Regions from separate parts of the Homo sapiens genome. Here region 1 is linked to region 2. A link is a loop called in an ENCODE intact Hi-C map of the cell type or tissue named here. Cell type or tissue: PC-9. All regions are shown on one strand. Each heading gives the region's core, and the rest is flanking DNA. Links, peaks and the distances in the headings are about the cores only.

Evidence for each region. Hi-C counts contacts between places; a loop is a spot of excess contacts. Peaks named below come from ENCODE experiments on the same cell type or tissue, not always from the same donor. Only the 100,000 strongest peaks of a DNase experiment are listed, where the experiment ranks them.
Region 1: a loop joins it to region 2, with 19 times the contacts of the local background. A loop is called at or near these places in 2 of 110 quality-filtered maps.

Annotation. Positions count from the first base shown.
Region 1 is chr20:31,311,038-31,320,991 of GRCh38, forward strand. It overlaps the pseudogene RPL31P3. Among named protein-coding and RNA genes, the nearest start is that of DEFB116, 7.4 kb to the left of the region's middle. In PC-9, for the core only: CTCF peaks have their summits at 2,445 and 2,644; a DNase peak (open chromatin) is centred at 2,404.
Region 2 is chr20:31,608,363-31,618,316 of GRCh38, forward strand. No RefSeq gene overlaps it. Among named protein-coding and RNA genes, the nearest start is that of MIR3193, 6.2 kb to the left of the region's middle. RefSeq lists cis regulatory regions at 40-615, 2,161-2,759 and an enhancer at 9,348-9,397. In PC-9, for the core only: a CTCF peak has its summit at 4,685 (motif pointing left); DNase peaks (open chromatin) are centred at 3,439 and 4,629; H3K27ac peaks cover 1,266 bases.

The DNA of each region.
Region 1 (9,954 bases), core at 1,337-3,836, 300 kb before region 2:
AAGAGAGTCAGCCTGTCTCTCAAAGCTTTTAAGCCAGGCATTGACTTCTCTTCTCTAGCTATGAAAGTGCTAGATGGCACCTTCTTACAATAGAAGGCTATTTTGTTTACATTGAAAATCTGTTGCTTAGTGTAGACACCCTCATCAATAATCTTAGCTAGATCTCCTGGATAACTCGCTGCAGCATCTACATCAGCATTTGCTACTTGACCTTGAATTTTTTTTCAGAAGGTTGTTTTATAACTTTATTTGGTGTATTTGATGATCAACAGTTCTTATCCACATTGACTTTCTGTAGATTTTTGAAAGTGGTAACAGGTACGCAGGTAACCAAAGTATAGAGCTTGTTTGGTGAATCTTCATCCTCATTACATTTTCTGGACAACTGTACATGGATATGGTATAGGACATTCTTTATTCCTTAAGCCCAAACAGCTTTGTTGAACCTGATATCAATCCTCACATTTGGAGACCCCATCTCTTCATGGAAAATTTCTGGATCTCATTGAGTGCCTGAGGGGCACACTTTAAAAAAAATTTTTTTAATTATACTTTAAGTTCTAGGGTACATGTGTACAACGTGCAGGTTTGTTACATATGTATACATGTGTCATGTTGGTGTGCTGCACCCATTAACTCGTCATTTACATTAGGTATATCTCCTAATGCTATCCCTCCCCCCTCCCCCCACCCCACGACAGGCCCCAGTGTGTGATGTTCCCCACCCTGTGTCCAAGTGTTCTCATTGTTCAATTCCCACCTAGGAGTGAGAACATGCGGTGTTTGGTTTTCTGTCCTTGCGATAGTTTGCTCAGTTTGATGGTTTCCAGCTTCATCCATGAGGGACACACTTTTTAAAGTTCACTCCATGGATGCACTTGTGAATGTCGATGGTGTACTTCCAGGTCACCACCTCACTGATGGCAATCTGTCTTCATGAGGCGTTAGAGGTTGATGTTCTAACAAACATAAAAGCAGGCAAGCAGTAGTACTCAGCTATTACATGAACTTTTAAATTAGCCATATCTTTACATAGATATAGTCAATATCTATACTGATAGTAAATATGTGTTTGGGGCATGTCATGCTACAGACCAAATTTGGAAGAACAGAGTCTTTCTAACATTAATGAGAACAAAATATCACACATAAATGGACTGTTGATTTGTTAGAGTCATTGCAATTTCCCCAACAGATTTATGTTCATTGTAGAACTCATAGATAAGATGAATTATCTAAATAAATTTGCATGAAAATAGCTACTAAGATTTGGACTGAGGAAATTGAAGTCCCATCACATCTATGGGGAGTCCTATTCATGGTTTCAGTAATATGAGACTCCCCCCAAGTTAGAAAATTAGACATCAAGGAAAGCTAAAAAGAGCACCACAGAAAATATGAGAATTACCCAATGAGATATTCCTGTACTGGTTTTTCATGCCATCCAACCAGCAATATCACTTAAACAAAAGGAATATACTGAAAATCTTGGAATCTTACCACTCCTGTAATAAGGTCAAATAATTCGGTAAATAATACGAGCATGTGCTGTCTGTCAGAAAATTTCTTTACAGGGAATACCTACAGTAAGCCAAGGAAGCCCACTCAGGCCAAAGTTCCCAGGACCCGGTGGCAAATGAATATTATAGAGCTTCGGTCATCACAAGCTAAGAAATACTCTTTAGTATGATGCCTGGATGGACAGAAGTATTTGCTTTGGCTCAAGGAAGTGCTCAAATAGTGATCAAGGCCTTACTAAATTATGACATCCCAGTCTTCGGAATTCCTGAACATAGAGAATCTGACATGGAAAATCATTCTCCCTGTGGCAAATCAGGGGCTCAGTAAAACCCTACAAATACCAATAATTTATACTTCCTATCATCCCCAGTTTTCTGGACAAATGGAACAAATGAAACTTACTCTAAGGAATTATTTGGCTAAACTATGCCAGGTGCAGTGGCTCACACCTGTAATCCCAGCACTTTGGGAGGCCGAGGTGGACAGATCACTTGAGCCCAAGAGTTTGAGACCAGCCTGGCCAACATGGCGAAACCCCGTCTCTACAAAAAATACAAAAATTAGCTGGGCATGGTGGAGAGCGCCTGTAATCCCAGCTACTTGGGAGGCTGAGGCAGGAGGATCGCTTGAACCCAGGAGGCAGAGGTTGTTGCAGTGAGCCAAGATCGCGCCACTGCACTCCAGCCTGGCCAGCAGAGGGAGACTCCGTCTCAAAAAAAAAAAAAAAAAGAAAGAAAGAAACGAGAAAAGAAAAAAGAAAAAAAAACCATTTGGCTAAATTAAATGAAGCCACTGGCTTACAGTGACTCAGAGCCTTAGTATTTGTTCTATGAAACTTAAGGTTAACTCCCTGTAGCAAGCATGATATTTCTCCTTTTGAGTTAATGTTTGGAAGCGCTATGTGTTTAGCAGTGAAGCCTAGCCTGTTACTTTATACGAAGGAAATCACAGAGTTTTCTCATTTCCCTAGGCTTATTACGCCATCGTGTGGCCAAAAGATGGAAGAATCCCCCTGAAACGGTATGTTGCTAATACAGACTAGGAGACAATCTACACTGAACTTACCCAATGGCAGGCTAGATTATCATAGTGCTGAGAAGGACACTACCAAGTGTTGCTGGTAACTCACATCACTATCACAGGAAGGAGCAACACACCTGGATACGTGCTTTACCTGTGAGAAAAGCATCAGTGACTGAATAGACTGTAACTCTACTATTAAAGTTACAGTCTCCAGAAAGTTTGACTCATCATTGTTTTGAGATCTGTCCATGTTGTGTGGAGATAGCAATTGTTCACTCATTTTTATTATGGCATAGTGTTCCATTACCATAACTAATTTATCCATACTACTGATCATAAGCATTGGGTTCTTTCTAGTTTGGGGTCATTATAAATAATGCTACTATGAACACTCTTGTTCGTAACTTTTTATGCACATATGTAGGCCTTTCTATTGGGGAAATTGAGAGGTCATAGATATGCATGTGATCAGCTTTTTAATCTGCTGTCAAATAGCTTCCCAAAGTGGTGTACCATTTTAATACACCCCCACTGATACTTGATATTGTTAATCTTCATTAAGTTTAGCTAATCTCTGTGTGTAATGATAGCTCATTACAGTTTTAATTTGTATTTCCTTAATGACCAGTGGAATTAAGAGCTTTTTCATATATTTATGGGTCATTCGGATGCTCTGTTCAACACTTTGGCTTTTTTGTTCTTGGAGTGCGTGTCTGAGTTTTTCTTAATGAATTGTAAAAATTCTTCATGTATTCAAGACACAAGATCTTTGTTGGTTATAGGTTTTGAAAATAGCTGTCACAATTTTGTGGCTTAACTTTTCTGCCTCTTAATGACATCTTTTGTTCAACAGATGTTCCTAATTTTAATGAAGTCTAATTTATCAATCTCTTTCTTTACAGTTGGTACATTCTGTGTCTTAAGAAATCTTTACTTACCCCAAGGTCTTAAACATACTTTCTTATGTTTGTTCTAAAAACTTTATTGTTTTATTATTATTATTATCTACATGGAACTGATTTTAGGTGTGAAGGAAAGATCAACTGATAACCATTTATTGAAAATACCATCCTTCTGCCATTACTCTACTGTTCTACTTTTCTCATGGAATCATACATGATTAGATCTCTTTCTAGACTCTATTTTGTTCCTTAGTTTCTTTATCTTTGCATCAGTAGTACATTTTACTAATTACTATGGCTTTATAATAAGTCTTAATATCCAGGAATGTAAATTCTCTAACTTTGTTCTTCACAATTATATTGGCTATTCTTTGCCCATTTATTTCTATCAATCTTTGAATTTGTTTATCGATTTCCACAATCTGTGGAACTAGCTCCTACTTTTTAGTCCTTGAATTTATTTCTTATTTTTTCCTAAAAACAAGGGCAGGCTCTCCCTCCACTGTTGTAATAAATATTTGCATTATTAATGAGAGTCCTTGGTTTTTTTTCCAATTTTTTTTTTTTTTTTTTTTTTTGAGATGGAGTCTCGCTCTATCAGTTGCCCAGGCTGGAGTGCAGTGGCACGATCTCGGCTCACCGCAACCTCTGCCTCCTGGGTTCAAGCGATTCTCCTGCCTCAGCCTCCCGAGTAGCTGGGACTACAGTCACCCGCCACCATGCCCGGCTAATTTTTGTATTTTTAGTAGAGACGGGGTTTCACCGTGTTAGCCAGGATGGTCTCGATCTCCTGACCTCGTGATCCGCCCGCTTCGGCCTCCCAAAGTGCTGGGATTACAGGCGTGAGCCACTGCGCCCGGCCTTTTTTCCAATTTTAAAGGGACTGTACCTAAAGATCCTTGAATAAATCTAACATTTGCCACAAAATTTTGGCATGTAATCTTTAGCATGTTTGATAGTGCTCGTCTCTTCCTAATTAGCTAAATATTCTATTATACTTAATTTTTGAAATTTATAAAATATTTTCTATGTATCATTTAAGAATCATATAATTCTTCTTTTTTCTATTAGGCTAGAGATTTACATTGCTAGAGTTTCTGTTGTTATTCATCCTCATGGCTTCCAGATAGATCCTAATTGATATACAGGAAGTATATTTTTAACACAGTATTAGGTTCCATTATTCACTATTCTATTTGGGATTTTGGCATATATATGCAGAGGAGCTACAGCCTATTGTTTCTCTTTCCTATTGTTTTTACCTGCCTTTGAAGTCAAGATAACACTGACCTCCTAAGATCATTTAGGCAGCTTTTACATTTCCTCTATTTTCTGGAACAATTTGTGTAATACAAGAATTAACTGTTCCTTCAAAGTTTGCTAGATCTAAGGGTATTATACAATTCTTCTATAATTTATGTAACTAGGACACATTTGAGAATAAAGGGGGTATTAATAATAATTATTCCAAGACAAAAGAACTTGAACTATTTTAAGCAAAGCAAAGTAGAACTCAATGTTAATACTTTATGAGTCTGAGACTTAGTGGGAGGGGGAGGCCTGTCAGTACCATTTCAGTGTCTTTATGCTTGGTTGATCTTCTCAGGTTTGCACTTCTTCCAGTGCTAGTCTTGATGGGCTGTATTTCCTTTAAGTATTTTTCAAATGTATCATGTATATTTCCTCATAATAGAGTTTTATTATTCTTAATCTCTGTGGTGTCTATAGTTATTTCCAGCTTTTTAACTGTTTTTAATTATTTCCATTTTTTTCTTGATAAGATTATCAAAAATCTATTTATCTTTAGCAAGAATTAAGATTCCAGTTCTGTTATTTATATTCCAGGGTATTCGTTGTTATTATAGTCCATTGGGTTAAACTCAATGAAATGCCTGAACTTATTATGTCATTTCTCTTGGTTTCTCTAGATATCCTCTTGCTGTTTTTCTAGCATCTAAAATTTAATGCTTAGCTTATTTTTAAACTAATATTATTACAAAAGGGGTATATTTTATTGTATGTTAAAATACAGATAAGCAAAAAATGAAACAATAAAAACACTATATCACTATTACCTAGAGATTGCCACAGTTAACATCTTATTGTATATTACTGGATCTTTTTCTATGCATAGATTTTATTAAAATGAAATCTCACTACACATTGTTTCATAATCTGCTTTGTTTCATTTATAATCTTCATTTTTCAATTTTAACGCATTTTGTTCATATTTAACGCCCAGGCTATATTCAAATTTCCCCAATTGTGCTAGAAATGTTCCGTGAAGCTGGTATGCTTAAATGACTGAATGTGATTTATTTATATCCCTTTGATCTCTTTCAGTCTAGCACAGTCCCCATTTTGTCACACTGATTTGTTGAAAACATTGAGCCAGTTGTTTTTACACTGATCCACCTTCTGATTTTCTAGTTTCCTTTTGCTTCCTCACCAATTTATTTTGTACGTAGGAAGTTAGTTCTTATGGCTTTATTGATGTACACTAATAATCTTGGCAAAAATGTATCAGAGCTGAAGCTGTGTTCTTTATACTGCATCACATCAGAAGTCATTTAATATCTGGATGTCCCTTGCTATTCAGATTCACAAGTGAATTAAAGTGACGACTGTCTGGTCTTTTTATTGGACAGTGTTGATTTTTCACTTTCATATTCAAATTGGTCTGTATGTTGTTACTTTTGCCAAGTAACAAATATCTGGTTCCATGTCAATCACATCCTTAATGGTTTTAACACAAATTATGGTCCTTGCCTGAATCAATAAATTCTTTAGGCGTTGCAGAATACAATTCAGTAAAATATAGCTTTCCCTCATCAACAAGAGCTATTTGATTACTAGAAATACAGCTCTTACTGGAGAGGCAGGATAAATGCTTAATTCTTTCAAATTACTTATTGGTCTTTGAAGTAAGTAGTTTGCTTAGTAGCTGCTTCAAATGGTGACATATGAGTTTTTCTGGTTATCCCATCTCTGAGTATCTTTAGACAATCATGCCTTTTCATTGATTCATTGTATTCCAGTCCATTTTATTTGTTACTATTTTTGATGCTCAAATTGTTATAACCTTATCAAGTAGAGATTTCCTCTGGCTGGATTATATATCCCTTTACATGACCCATTCGTTTTTTAAAGCTTTGATGATTTCTGCACAAGAAAATGTCCTGGGCTCACACTGTAAGTCCACAGCACTAGACCAGGGTTCAGCCATTTTTCTAAATGGCCCTGGTTGCTTTGAGTGAAGACTTGACTTGCAGACCAAAATCTGGGCACTTATGCTCATTGCTAATACGGTGCTATTGGTTCTAGTCAATTTAAGTTGGAAAAACTAAAATATTTACATTTTAATGCTTGTGAGGTTTCTGGATTCTGTTTAGCCACCTAAATTTAGGTCTCCTTACAATACTCCAAAAGTCATATATATCATATGAATCAATAAGAAAAGCATATAAAATTATCCATAACAAATGCCTACAATATAATCAAAAGACAGAGCTTCCATATATACAATTATAATTTGTCAAGTAACAATGGCAAATAAATAAGGCAGATATTCTTAGGTTATTCATTATGTTGATATGTGATAAGATGTCCCATATCACTCAGCCTGTGATAATATTTTATAAATGTTCTTGTCTCTATTTGAGAACAATTTGTATCATTTGGATGCAGTGTTCTGTATATTAGATTAATCCTACTAACTGGTGATTACCACATCTATATTCAGAGGAGGATTTCTAAGTCCCCGACTTTAATTATGGATTCATCCATTCCTCTTTATTTCTGATGATTTTTATTTACATATATTTCCATGCTGTATTAATAAAGGTACAAAAATATGTTTGGAAAACATGTCTTCCCAGTAAGTTGAACATTTTATCACTACGCAGTTATACTTTTTATCTCAATAATGCTTTCTTTCCTGGAAGTCTATTTTGTGTGATATTAATTTAGCTAAACTGCTTTCTTTGGGTTAGTGTATTTCCTATTCATTTCAACTTTATTTTTTTAATCCCAAATACTCATCTCCTAATTTATGTGCAATTTTAATTTTATCTTATTGTTTTTGGTTAAGAAAAATACTATTGTTATTATTTTATCAATGAATGATTGCAAATTTGCCACATATTTACAAGTATTGACCTTCTGTCTAAAGCTTCTCTCTTAGAATTTCCTTTGGTGATAGCCTATTATAGAAAATTCTCCTAGATTTTATCTGAAAATATCTACAGTATATCTTCATTCTTAAATTACAATTTCATTAGGTGTAGGAATATATGTGAGAGTTATTCTTCCTCAGCACACTGAAAATATAGTATCATTGTCTTCATGCTTTCTTTGTTGATGCTGAAAAAGTTGCTGTCAGTCTAATATTTGCTCCCTTGCAGGTAATAGGACCTTTTTCTCTAGCTGGTTTCAGATCTTCTCCTTGTTTTCATTATTCTACATTTTCCCTGTGTTCTATCTACATGTGCATTTTTCATATTTACCCTGGTTTTGATTTATTAGGGTTTTTTTTGAGTCTGAAAGATTGGTGTTTTTCATCAGTTCACAAGTTCTCAGTCATGTTAACTGGTACTATTACTTCTGCTCCCATTTTCTCTCCTCTTTCCTTCTAGAATTCCAAATAAACATGTTTAGGACTTCTCACTATATTTTCTATGTCTCTTAACCTCCCTTTTATTTTTTTAATCTTTTTGTCTATCTGCACTAAATTCTGAATAATTTCTTCTGAATAATCTCTTAATTCACTAATTCTCTCTTCAGCTATGTCTAATGTAATGTTAAATCCAAGTTTTTATTTTCACGTTATTTCAAGTTATTTCTATTTATTTTTCAGATCTGCTTCCTTTTTTTTTTTTTTTGTGATGGGGTCTCACTCTGTCAGTCAGGCTGGAGTGCAGTGGCATGATCTCAGCTCACTGCAACCTCCACCTCCCTGGCTCAAGCAATCCTCCCACCTCAGCCCCCTCAGTAGCTAAGACTATAGGTGTGCACCACCACATCCAGCTAATTTTTTGTATTTTGGTAGAGACAGGGTTTCATCATCTTGCCCCAGGTGGTCACAAACTCCTGAGCTCAGGCAACCCACCCGCCTCGACCTCCTAAAGTGCTGCGATTACAGGCATGAGCCACTGCACTTGGCCAAGATCTGCTTGCTTTTTATTTATAATTTCAAGTCTTGATTTTTTCTTGAAACATATTAAAGATGATTATTTTTTCTTTTTTTTTTTTTTTTTTGAGATGGAGTCTTGCTTTGTCACCCAGGCTGGAATGCTTTGTCACCCAGGCTGGCCCAATCTCATCTCACTGCAACCTCTGGCTTCTGGGTTCAAGCGATTCTCCTGCCTCAGCCTCCCGAGTGGATGGGATCACGGGGACATGCCACCACGCCTGGCTAATTTTTTTTTTTTAGCAGAGAGGGGGTTTCACCATGTTGGCCAGGCTAGTCTTGAACTCCCAGTCTCAGGTGATCTGCCCACCTTGCCCTCCCAAAGTGTGGGATTACAGACGTGAGCCAATGTGCCCAGCCATAAAGATAATTACTTTCTATTCTGTGACTGACAACTTCAATATCTGAATTGTTCCAGGTTTGAGTTTACTATTTATTCTTTCTGCTGCTTCTCATTCATAATGCTTTATTTTCTTGAGAGTTTTGTGATTTTTGTCTGCGAACTGATCATTTTCTTTAAACTTTTTTAAAGAGGTCTAGGATTAAGATGAGTTCTTCAGAGAATATTTATGTTTACTTCTGTCAGGCAACTAAGGGCATTACCAGTCTGGGCCTGTGTAAATTAGATTCTCAGCTTTAGATTTTTCATATCATCAGAGTGCCATGATTCAGGCTATATACTAAGTGAGGGCCTGCTTGGGATTACAAAATCTCAGAGGAGACTCCCTTGCACACACACACCCAATCTTCTCATTAACTAAATTAAAAACAGTTCATTTTCCTTGCAATCCAACTGGGGAGTAGGGATTGTTTCCAGCTCACTGTTATTGTAAAGACGCAATTCTTTGAAGTCCCATATTGATGCAGGAGTCTCTTATTAGGTTTTTTACCACTGGTACTCTGGATAGTAATTTCCATTTCTCAGTTCCATAAGGCCATGAAAAGCATAACTCAAGTTCATATGGTTCAGGAAATACCCTCAAGGTGGAAACTGTTTCAGTGTTTCTTTTCCTAAAAGGACTCCCTTCTCAATTCAATTTCTTGGTTCCATATTATTTAATTTTTGCAAGCTTATGAAATCATTTAAGAAAATATGAAAAATATCCATTTTAGAGATGTTTTCAGCAGAAAAGTACTCACTCTGCCATGGAGTTCAAGGCAAATGCTTAAGCCCAATGTTAAGCTTTGTTGCTCAGCATGGCTACTAGGGAAAGAAGATTCTTTCTGCCTATTCTTGAAATTTGGTTGCTATTTGACCAGTATCTTCTCTTTTGCTTTTTCTAAACAAGTCTAAATATGTCTGAACCTCAAGGTTATGTG
Region 2 (9,954 bases), core at 3,299-5,798:
CTGCAAGCCCACCCACGGGGTCTGAGCGGGTTCCCCCTCGCGTACTCCGACATGCAGGGCCTTTTTCCAGGGGAGGAAGGGGCTGCGGCGGGGGCCTGGGCCACCTCCCCCGCCATTCAGGCACACTCTGGATTCCACGTTTCCCTCTGTTCCCCTTTGGCCCAGACCCAGCCCATCTGGAGGCCGGCTCCGCGGCGGCCTGGGAGCGTTTCCATCAGCTGGGCCCGAGGAATGCGGAGCTATTTAACCTGAGCATCCCCAGGTGTACGGAGGCGCCTGGCTGTCTGGGGCCCGCAGCCTTTGGCACAGCCGCGCTAGACAAACAGCGCGCCGCCCCCGCCCTGCCCCTCCGCCCCCAGCTGCAGCCGGGCCTGGGAACCGGCGGGCGCCGGCGGCTTGCATAAGAGGCTCCGGGCCTCGCAGAGGGAGGGGGGACAGAGGCCACCGGTGTGTGTGCATGTAACACACAAAACCCTGCTCCTTTGGAAATCATTAACTCCTTAACCCCTCCTGGACAGGACGAAGCCAGGAGCTGGGGTGGAAGATGCCGAGAAACCCGAGGACCAAGTTTCTTGGGCACTGGACTCTGCCTTTCCGGGGCTGTACTGTTAATTTTATTTAAGAAATACAGAGAGCTTATTGTGTGCTGGGCACCATGCTAAACTCTTTACAATATCAATTCATTTAATCGTCAGAACTTGTTAACGAGGCCAGTGCTATCATCATATGCTCATTTTAATAAGAGCAACCACCACCACTACAACAAGAGTAATAGGCTAACATTTTAGTAGGGAGGCAGGTAGAACACAAGCCCAGAATCAACCTTGATGCTCATCACTTCACCTGTCAGAGCCTCTTCTTTTTTGGAAAACGGGCTTCAGAACCTGGGCTTCAAGGATTAATTGAACCAATGCACCTAAAAAGCATAGCACAGGCTCATGGTAGATACTTAGTGCATATTGCAATAAAGTGTTTTGAGCGGATTGTCTCAACAGCCCTACCAGGTGTGGGCCTACTGGTATATTCACTTTTTTGGTTTTTTTGAGACAGAGTCTCCCTCTATTGCCCAGGCTGGGGTGCGGTGGCACCATCTTGGCTCACTGCAACCTCCACCTCCCAGGTTCAAGTGATCCTCCTGCCTCAGCCTCCCGAGTAGCTGGGATTACAGGCACGTGCCACCATGCCCAGCTAATTTTTGTATTTTTTTTGTAGAAAAGGGTTTTCACCATGTTGGCCAGGCTAGTCTCGAACTCTTGACCTGAAGGGATCTGCCCACCTCAGCTTCCCGAAGAGCTGGGATTACAGATGTAAGCCACCGTGCCCGGCCTGTGTTCACTTTTCAGATGAGAAAACGGAGGCATCAAAGAGGTGAGGTGACCCACCCAAGGCCACATTGCACATTACCTTAGAGGACTTTCCAGAAATCAGACTTGTCTAAATCAGGTTTATGAGGGGCCTCATGTTCCCACAGTATGTCCAGTTTATAAAGCCTTTCATCTTATTTCCAACTGAAATCATACCTGGTCATTATATTTATTTGTTTTAAAAGCATAACTCAGATAAATGCAAGAAATATACACATATCACAATTTTTGCAACCCATATTGGGGAATGTCTATTTTTTTTTTTAAGACAGTTTTCCTCGTCACCCAGGCTGGAGTGCAATGGGGCGATCTCGACTCAACCGCAACCTCCGCTTCCCAGTTTCAAGCAATTCTTCTGCCTCAGCTTCCCAAGAAGCTGGGATTACAGGCATATGCCAACACGCCCAGCTAATTTTTGTATTTTTAGTAGAGACAGGGTTTCACCATGTTTGCCAGGCTGCTCTCGAACTCCTGACCTCAGGTGATCTACCCTCCTCAGCCTCCCAAAGTGCATGAGGCCACCGTGCCCGGCTCTTTTTTTTTTTTTTTTTTTTTTTTTGAGACAGAGTCTCGCTCTGTCGCCCAGGCTGGAGTGCAGTGGCGTGATCTTGGCTCATTGCAACCTCCGCCTCCCGGGTTCAAGCAATTCTCATGCCTCAGCCTCCTGAGTAGCTGAGATTACAGACGCGCACCACCACATCTGGCTAATTTTTATATATTTAGTAGAGACGGGGTTTCACCATGTTGCCCAGGCTGGCCTCGAACTCCTGACCTCAGGTGATCAGCCCTCCTCAACCTCCCAAAGTGCTGGGATTACAGGCGTGAGCCACCACACCCGACCCATGCCAGTCACTCTTATTGAGCACCAGGAACTGCCAGCCAGAGAGAGCTCCCTGCTGCCCAGTGTCACACACAGCAGGGCTTCCTGGTGGCAGGCAGGTCTCACATCCTAGCATGGCTGCCGGAAAGAAAGGAGGTGAGTCACAGGGCCAGGCCAGGAGCTGGGCGAGGCTGGGGCCAGGGTCCAGGCAGGCGCCACTTTCCAGGAAAGGGAAGGGAAGAGGAAACCAGAAGGCCAGGAGGAGCACAGGGAGGGGCGAGGGTGCCCTTATCTCCCTGGACCTGCCCTGGCTGGTGCTGCTTCCTGCTGCAACTCTTGCAAAACCTCGTTCCCAACGCTGTCCTCAAGCAGGGTGCCCCAGGCCAGTACAGGGTTGCATCAAGGCCTTGTGCAAGGGGGGTTAAAGGGAGGACAGTGGCTGGGAGCAAAGGCAGGGCAAGAGGCAAGGCAAATGCGGGTTCTAGGCCCAGTGCCACTTCTGGTTGGGCACCTGCTTCACCTCCTGGGCTCTTAGGATCCCCAGCATTTTTTTTTTTTTTTTTGAGACGGAGTCTCACTCTGTTGCCAACCTCTGCCTCCTGGGTTCAAGCAATTCTCCTGCCTCAGCCCCTCCAGTAGCTGAGTCTACCGGTGTGCACCACGACGCCCAGCAATTTTTGTATTTTTAGTAGAGACAGGGTTTCTACATGTTGGCCAGGTTGGTCTCGAACTACTGACCTCAGGTGATCCACCTGCCTTGGCCTCCCAAATTGTTGGGATTACAGGTGTGAGCCACTGCACCCTGCCATCCCCAGCATTTTTTTTTTTTTTTTTTTTTTGAGACAGAGTCTCCCTCTCTTGCTAGCCTGGAGTGCAGTGGCAGGAGCTCAGCTCACTGCAACCTGTGTCTCCCAGGTTCAAGTGATTCTCCTGCCTCACCCTCCCAAGTAGCTGGGGTTATAGGCACGTGCCACCACGCCCAGCTAATTTTTGTGTTTTTAGTAGAGACGGGGTTTCACCGTGTTGGCCAGGTTGGTCTTGACCTTCTGACCTCGTGGTCTGCCCGCCTTGGCCTCCCAAAGTGCTGGGATTACAGGTGTGAGCCACCATGTCGCCCAGCCTCATTCCCAGCTTTTAAATGGGTGTTATACTCACCGTTTTGAGGTTTCAGTGATATCATCCCAAACCTTTGCACTCCTCAAGCCTCAGGCTAGGCCATTGTACTTCTACCTGTGAAACTAGCCCCAACTGGTTCTTTCAACAAATAGTTTATAAAGCTTCTACAATATACTAGGAACCGGGCCCCAGGAGTTAACAATTCAGATACAAATTCTTGCAGTCTTGGAACTTACATTCTTAGTGGGAGACACGCAGTAGATAAATATGCAGATGTGTAATCAGAGGTGCATTTACCTGGAAATTACTTAAGCTTAAACTTCAAGCCTCCTCACATGGAAAGAGTATCAGCCATGTGTTAGCATGATTTCTGTGTGTTTTGCAAGATTTGCAAAATGTTGTATTCTTTTCCTTAGAGGCTGCACAAACCTAGATCCTCTTCTTTATATATAGACGAGACCGAGCAGGGCCCAAGCTTGAAGGCATAGCTGCAGAAGACAAAGAATCGTGTCTGTGGGTGCTGTTCGTTGCTTGGGTTTGTTTTGTTATTTTATTAATTTATTTTTATTTATTTATATATTTTTTGAGACAGTTTCCTCCTTGTCACCCAGGCTGGAGTGCAATGGTACCATCTCAACTCACTGCAACCCCCGCCTCCTGGGTTCAAGCGATTTTCCTGCCTCAGCCTCCCAAGTAGCTGGGGTTACAGGTGCCTGCCACCACGCCCAGCTAATTTTTTTTTTTTTTTTAATTGTGAGACAAAGTCTCGTTCTGTCACCAGGCTAGAGTGCAGTGGCGCAATCTCGACTCATTGCAACCTCTGCCTTCTGGGTTCAAGCGATTCTTCTGCCTCAGCCTCCCGAGTAGCTGGGACTATGGCGTGCACCACCACGTCCAGCTAATTTTTTGTATTTTTAGTAGAGACGGGATTTCATCATGTTGGCCAGGATGGTCTCCAACGCCTGACCTCAGGTGATCCATCCGCCTCGGCCTCCCAAAGTGCTGAGATTACAGGCGTGAACCACCGGGCCCGGCCTGTTGTTGTTTTAATAGAGACGGGGTCTTGCATGGTTGCCCAGGCTGGCCTCAAAATCCTGGGCTCAAGCAATCCTCCCGCCTCTGCCTCCCAAAGCACTGGGATTACAGGCGTGAGCCACCCTGTCCGGCCCGGTTTTTGGGTTTGAGACCCTAAAATCTCTGGGCGGCAGAGAAGAGCTGGGAAGCGGGCCAGCGCTTTCCAGAGCACCTGGTCTCATGCAGCTGCAAACGCAGGCGCTGTGCCCGCCCCCGTCTTCCTTTGGCCACCAGCGCCCCCTCCCGGGCAGAGCCCGGGCTATGCCACCGTGGGCGAGAAAGGCGGCCTGGTTGCGGCGAGAGGCGGAGGCTGATGCCTTGGTGGCCTCTAGTGGACGCCTTGGGAACTGCAGTCAGAGCTGCAAGCGTGTTAGGAGAGTGAAGAGTTCTGCGCACATGTAAACCCTCAGCCCCTTCTCTCAGGCCCCCTTTGGCTACCGTTTCCCCCATTCTCTCATCCTCTTTCCTCTTCCTTGCTTGTGACAACCCCCTATGAGCCTCATTCCCTCCCTTTTTTTTTTTTTTTTTCTGAGATGGAGTCTCGCTCTGTCGCCCAGGCTGGAGTGCAGTGGCACGATCTCGGCTCACTGCAACCTTCGCCTCCAGGGTTCACGCCATTCTCCTGCCTCGGCCTCCGGAGTAGCTGGGACTACAGGCGCCCGCCACCACGCCCAGCTAATTTTTTGTATTTTTAGTAGAGAGGGGGTTTCACCGTGTTAGCCAGAATGGTCTCGATCTCCTGACCTCGTGATGCGCCCGCCTCAGCCTCCCAAAGTGCTGGGATTACAGGCGTGAGCCAGCGTGCCCGGCATTCCTTCCCTTTTAAAGGAGGAGATCTTGGGCTAATCTTGGAAATTTCTTTTCTTTTTCTTTTTCTTTTCTTTCTTCTTTCTTTTCTTTTCTTTTTTTTTTTCTTTGAGACGGAGTCTGGCTCTGTCGCCCAGGCTGGAGTGCAGTGGCTCGATCTCGGCTCACTGCAAGCTCCGCCTCCCGGGTTCACGCCATTCTCCTGACTCAGCCTCCCCAATAGCTGGGACTACAGGCGCCCGCCACCGCACCCGGCTAATTTTTTTGTATTTTTAGTAGAGACGGGGTTTCACCGTGGTCTCGATCTCCTGACCTCGTGATCCGCTTGCCTCGGCCTCCCAAAATGCTGGGATTACAGGCGTGAGCCACCGCTCCCGGCTTTTTTTTTTTTTTTTTTTTTTTTGTAGCCCAGGCTGGAGTGCAGTGGCGCGATCTTGGCTCATTGCAAACTCATCTCCTGGGTTCAAGCGATTCTCCTGCCTCAGCCTCCCGAGTAGCTAGGATTACAGGCGCCAGCCACCACGCCTGGCTAATTTTGTATTTTTGGTAGAGACGGGTTTCTCCATGTTGATCAGGCTGGTCTCGAACTTCCGACCTCAGGTGATAAGCCTGCCTCAGCCTCTCAAAGTGCTGGGATTACAGGCGTGAGCCACGGCGCTCAAGCTAATTTTGTTTTTTGTTTTTGTTTTTGTTTTTTGTTTTTTGTTTTTGAGGCAGAGTTTCACTCTTTCGCCCAGGCTAGAGTGCAGTGGCGCAATCTGGGCTCGCCACCAAGCCTGGCTCATTTTTTGTATTTTTAGTAGAGATGGGGTTTCACCATGTGGACCAGGCTGGTCTTGAACTCCTGACCTCAGGTGATCTGCCTACCTCGGCCTCCCAGAGTGCTGGGATTACAGGTGTGAGCCATCACGCCTGGCCTAATCTTGGAAATTTCTTTTTTTCAATTGTGAAATGTATCACACCTACAATAGAGCAGATATCACACGTCTGCAGTTTAAAGATAATAATAAAACCGGCCAGGTGCGGTGGCTCACGCCTTTAATCCCAGCACTTTGGGAGGCCGAGATTGCGCCACTGCACTCCAGCTTGGGCAACAAAGACTCTGTCTCAAAAAAAAAAAAAAATGTGTGTGTGTGTGTGTGTGTGTATATGTGTGTATATATATGTGTGTGTATATATATGTATATATGTATGTGTATGTATATATGTATATATGTATATACATATGTATACATGTGTATATATGTATATATGTATATACATATGTATACATGTGTATATATGTATATACACATGTATACATGTGTATATATGTATATATACACACATATATGTATATACACACATATGTATATATACACATATATGTATATATATAAAACTATAAAACACACAAGTACCAGCCTCTCTGCTTGAAATAGAATATTAGTTCATTTGAAGCCTGTGTTTGCCCTTCAGGATAAAATCCCCATAAGATTTTACCTCTTATCCAGAACTTTGTGTTAATCAATTGCTTGTTCTTTTATTTTTTTTCACATATGTACAAGTATGCATCCTTAAACAATCCATTACTTGATATTACCTGGTTTTGCCTTTTATATAAATAAAATCATATTATATGCAATTTTCTGCAACCTGATTTTCTCATGCAACATGAATTACATGAGAGTCATCCATGTTGATTTCTTGCCTTCATTCATTCATTTCCACCACTTTGTAGTATTCTTTTTTTTTTTTTTGAGATGGAGTTTTGCTCATGTTGCCCAACCTGGAGTGCAATGGCACGATCTCAGCTTACCGCAACCTCTGCCTCCTGGGTTCAAGCGATTCTCCTGCCTCAGCCTCCCGAGTAGCTGGGATTACAGGCATGCGCCACCATGCCCAGCTAATTTTGTATTTTTAGTAGAGACGGGGTTTCTCCATTTTGGTCAGGCTGGTCTCGAACTCCCGACCTCAGGTGATCCGCCACCTTGGCCTCCCAATGTGCAGAGATTACAGGCGTGAGCCACCGCACCCAGCCCACTTTGTAGTATTCTATTATATGATTTATTGCCCCAGTCTCCTGTGATGGACCTTTGGATTGTTTCATAGGTTTTGCTGTTATCAGCAGTGCTGCTCTGAATGCCCTCAGTGAATATGCGTTAAAAGGAGTAGGATGGCTGCATCCTAGGTGATGCACAATTTAAACATTACTAGGTTGGACTGGAGTCTATTTTGATTAAACAGAATAATCAGAACTGGAAGGTCCCTTACATACAGCTTAACCCAGCGCACTCATTGTAGAGATAGGAAAAGGAAAGCCCGGAGAAGTTCAGTGACTTGCCCAGGATCCCTCAGACCTGGCCTCTTGGGCTAAGGTCATAGCCTTGGAAGTGATTCTGGGAGTGAGGCATGAGAATATATTTCCTTCTCATTTTGAAGATGAACAAGACTGTATTTTACCCTTAAAATAGTCTTCTAGGCTGGTTTTAGAATCTGGGCAGCTGGGCACGGTGGGCTCACACCTGTCATCTCAGCACTTTGAGAGGCTGAGGTGGGCGGATCACGAGGTCAGGAGTTTGAGACCAGCCTGACCAACATGGTGACACCTTGTCTCTACTAAAAACACAAAAATTAGCCGGGCATGGTGGTGCACGCCTGTAATCCCAGCTACTCAGGAGGCTGAGACAGGAGAATTGCTTGAACCCAGGAGGCGGAAGTTGCAGTGAGCCAAGATCTGGCCACTGCACTCCAGCCTGAGCAACAGAGCAAGGCTCCGTCTCAAAAAATAATAATAATAATCTGGGCAAACTAGAAACACAGGATGCTCCTTGAAAACCATCCCGCCGGGCGTGGTGGCTCACACCTGTAATCCCAGCACTTTAGGAGACCGAGGTGGGTGGATCACGAGGTCAGGAGATTGAGATCATCCTGGCTGACATTGTGAAACCCCATTTCTACTAAAAATACAAAAATTAGCCAGGCGTGGTGGCATGCAACTGTAGTCCCAGCTACTTGAGAGGCTGAGGCAGGAGAATTGCTTGAACCTGGGAGGCAGAGGCTGCAGTAAGCTGAGATTGCACCACTGCACTCCAGCCTGGGTGACAGAGCGAGACTCCATCTCAAAAAAAAAAAAAAAAGAAAAAACCATCCCAAGACAAATACACATTCACACTCACTGCATCTCCAAGTCCTGCCAACTCTAATGCTTTTTTTTCCACCCCCTCAAAGACAAAGTCTCACTCTGTGGCGCAGGCTGGAGTGCAGTGGTGCAGTCTTGATTCACTGCAACATCTGTCTCCTGGGCTCAAGCGATCCTCCCACCTCAGCCTCCCAAGTAGCTGAGACTACAGGTGTGCACCACCACACCTGGCTAATTTTTGTATTTTTTGTTTCATCATGCTACCCAGGCTGGTCTCAAACTCCTGGGCTCAATTGACCCACCTGCCTCGGCCTCCCAAAATGCTGGGATTACAGACGTCAGCCAGTGCGCCTGGTCTTACCGCCTTTTTTTTTTTTGAGATGGTGTCTTGCTCTGTCGCCCAGGCTGTAGTGCAGTGGCAGGATCTCGGCCCACTGCAACCTCTGCCTCCCAGGTTCAGGCAATTCTACTGCTTCAGCCTCCTGAGTAGCTGGGATTACAGGCATGTGCCACCACGCTCGGCTAATTTTTGTATTTTTAGTGGAGATGGGGTTTCACCATGTTGTCCAGGCTGGTCTCGAACTCCTTGACCTCAGGTGATCTACCTGCCTCAGCCTCACAAAGTGTTGGGATTAGAGGCATGAGCCACCATGCCCGGCCTTAACTCTTAAATATATCCCAAATTTACGCATTTCTGCCCTTCCCCTTGGCCATTACCCTGGTGCCCATCATCTCACTGGGATACTGCAATAGCCTCCTCAGTCACCCTGCTTCCATTTCCCCCTCATTCTCCACATGACAGCCAGAGAGATCCTTCTAAAAAATACAAGGATCACGTCACTTGCTTGCTTAAATGCTCCCTGTGGCATTCGTTACTTTTGGAATAAAATCCTAATTTGTTACCATAGCCTACAAGGCACAGTAAGGCCTGGTTCCTGCCTACATCCACCCACTTCCCCTAACTCTCCCCTTGCCACTCCCCTCCAGTCACTTTGGTTTCCTTTCAGTTGCTCTTTCATAACTGGGGAGACTTTGCCTGTGCCTCAAATTCTACACCCTGCGTATCTTCATGTCCTTCAGCTTTCAGCCCAAAGGTTGGCTCAGAGGGTCTTCCCCGACCATCCCATCTCCTTCTTTTTTTTTTTTTTTTTTTTTTTTTGAGACAGGGTCCTCACTCTGTAGGCTGGAGTACTGTGGGGCAATCATGACTCACTTCAGCCTTGAACTCTTGGACTGAAGTGATCCTCTCGCCTCAGCCTCCCATGTAGCTGGGACCACAGGTGTGTGCCATCACGCCTGGCTAATTTTTTTTCTTTTCATTTTTGTAGAGATGGGGTCACACTTTGTTGTCCAGGCTAGTCTCAAATTCCTGGGATCAAGCAGTCCTTCCAAGTAGGGCTTCTCAGAGTGCTCAAGTGATCCTCCCACCTCAGCCTCCCAAGTAGCTGGGACTACAGGTGCACGCCACCATGCCCAGCTAATTTTTGTATTTTTTGTTTCACCATGTTGCCCAGGCTGGTCTCAAACTCCTGGGCTCAATTGATCCACCTGGCTCAGCCTCCCAAAGTGCTGGGATTACAGCACCATTTCGCTGTAATCTACTGGTTCAAGCAGTCACAGAAGCCCTCTCAGGTTCAAAAGGGAGGAGACAT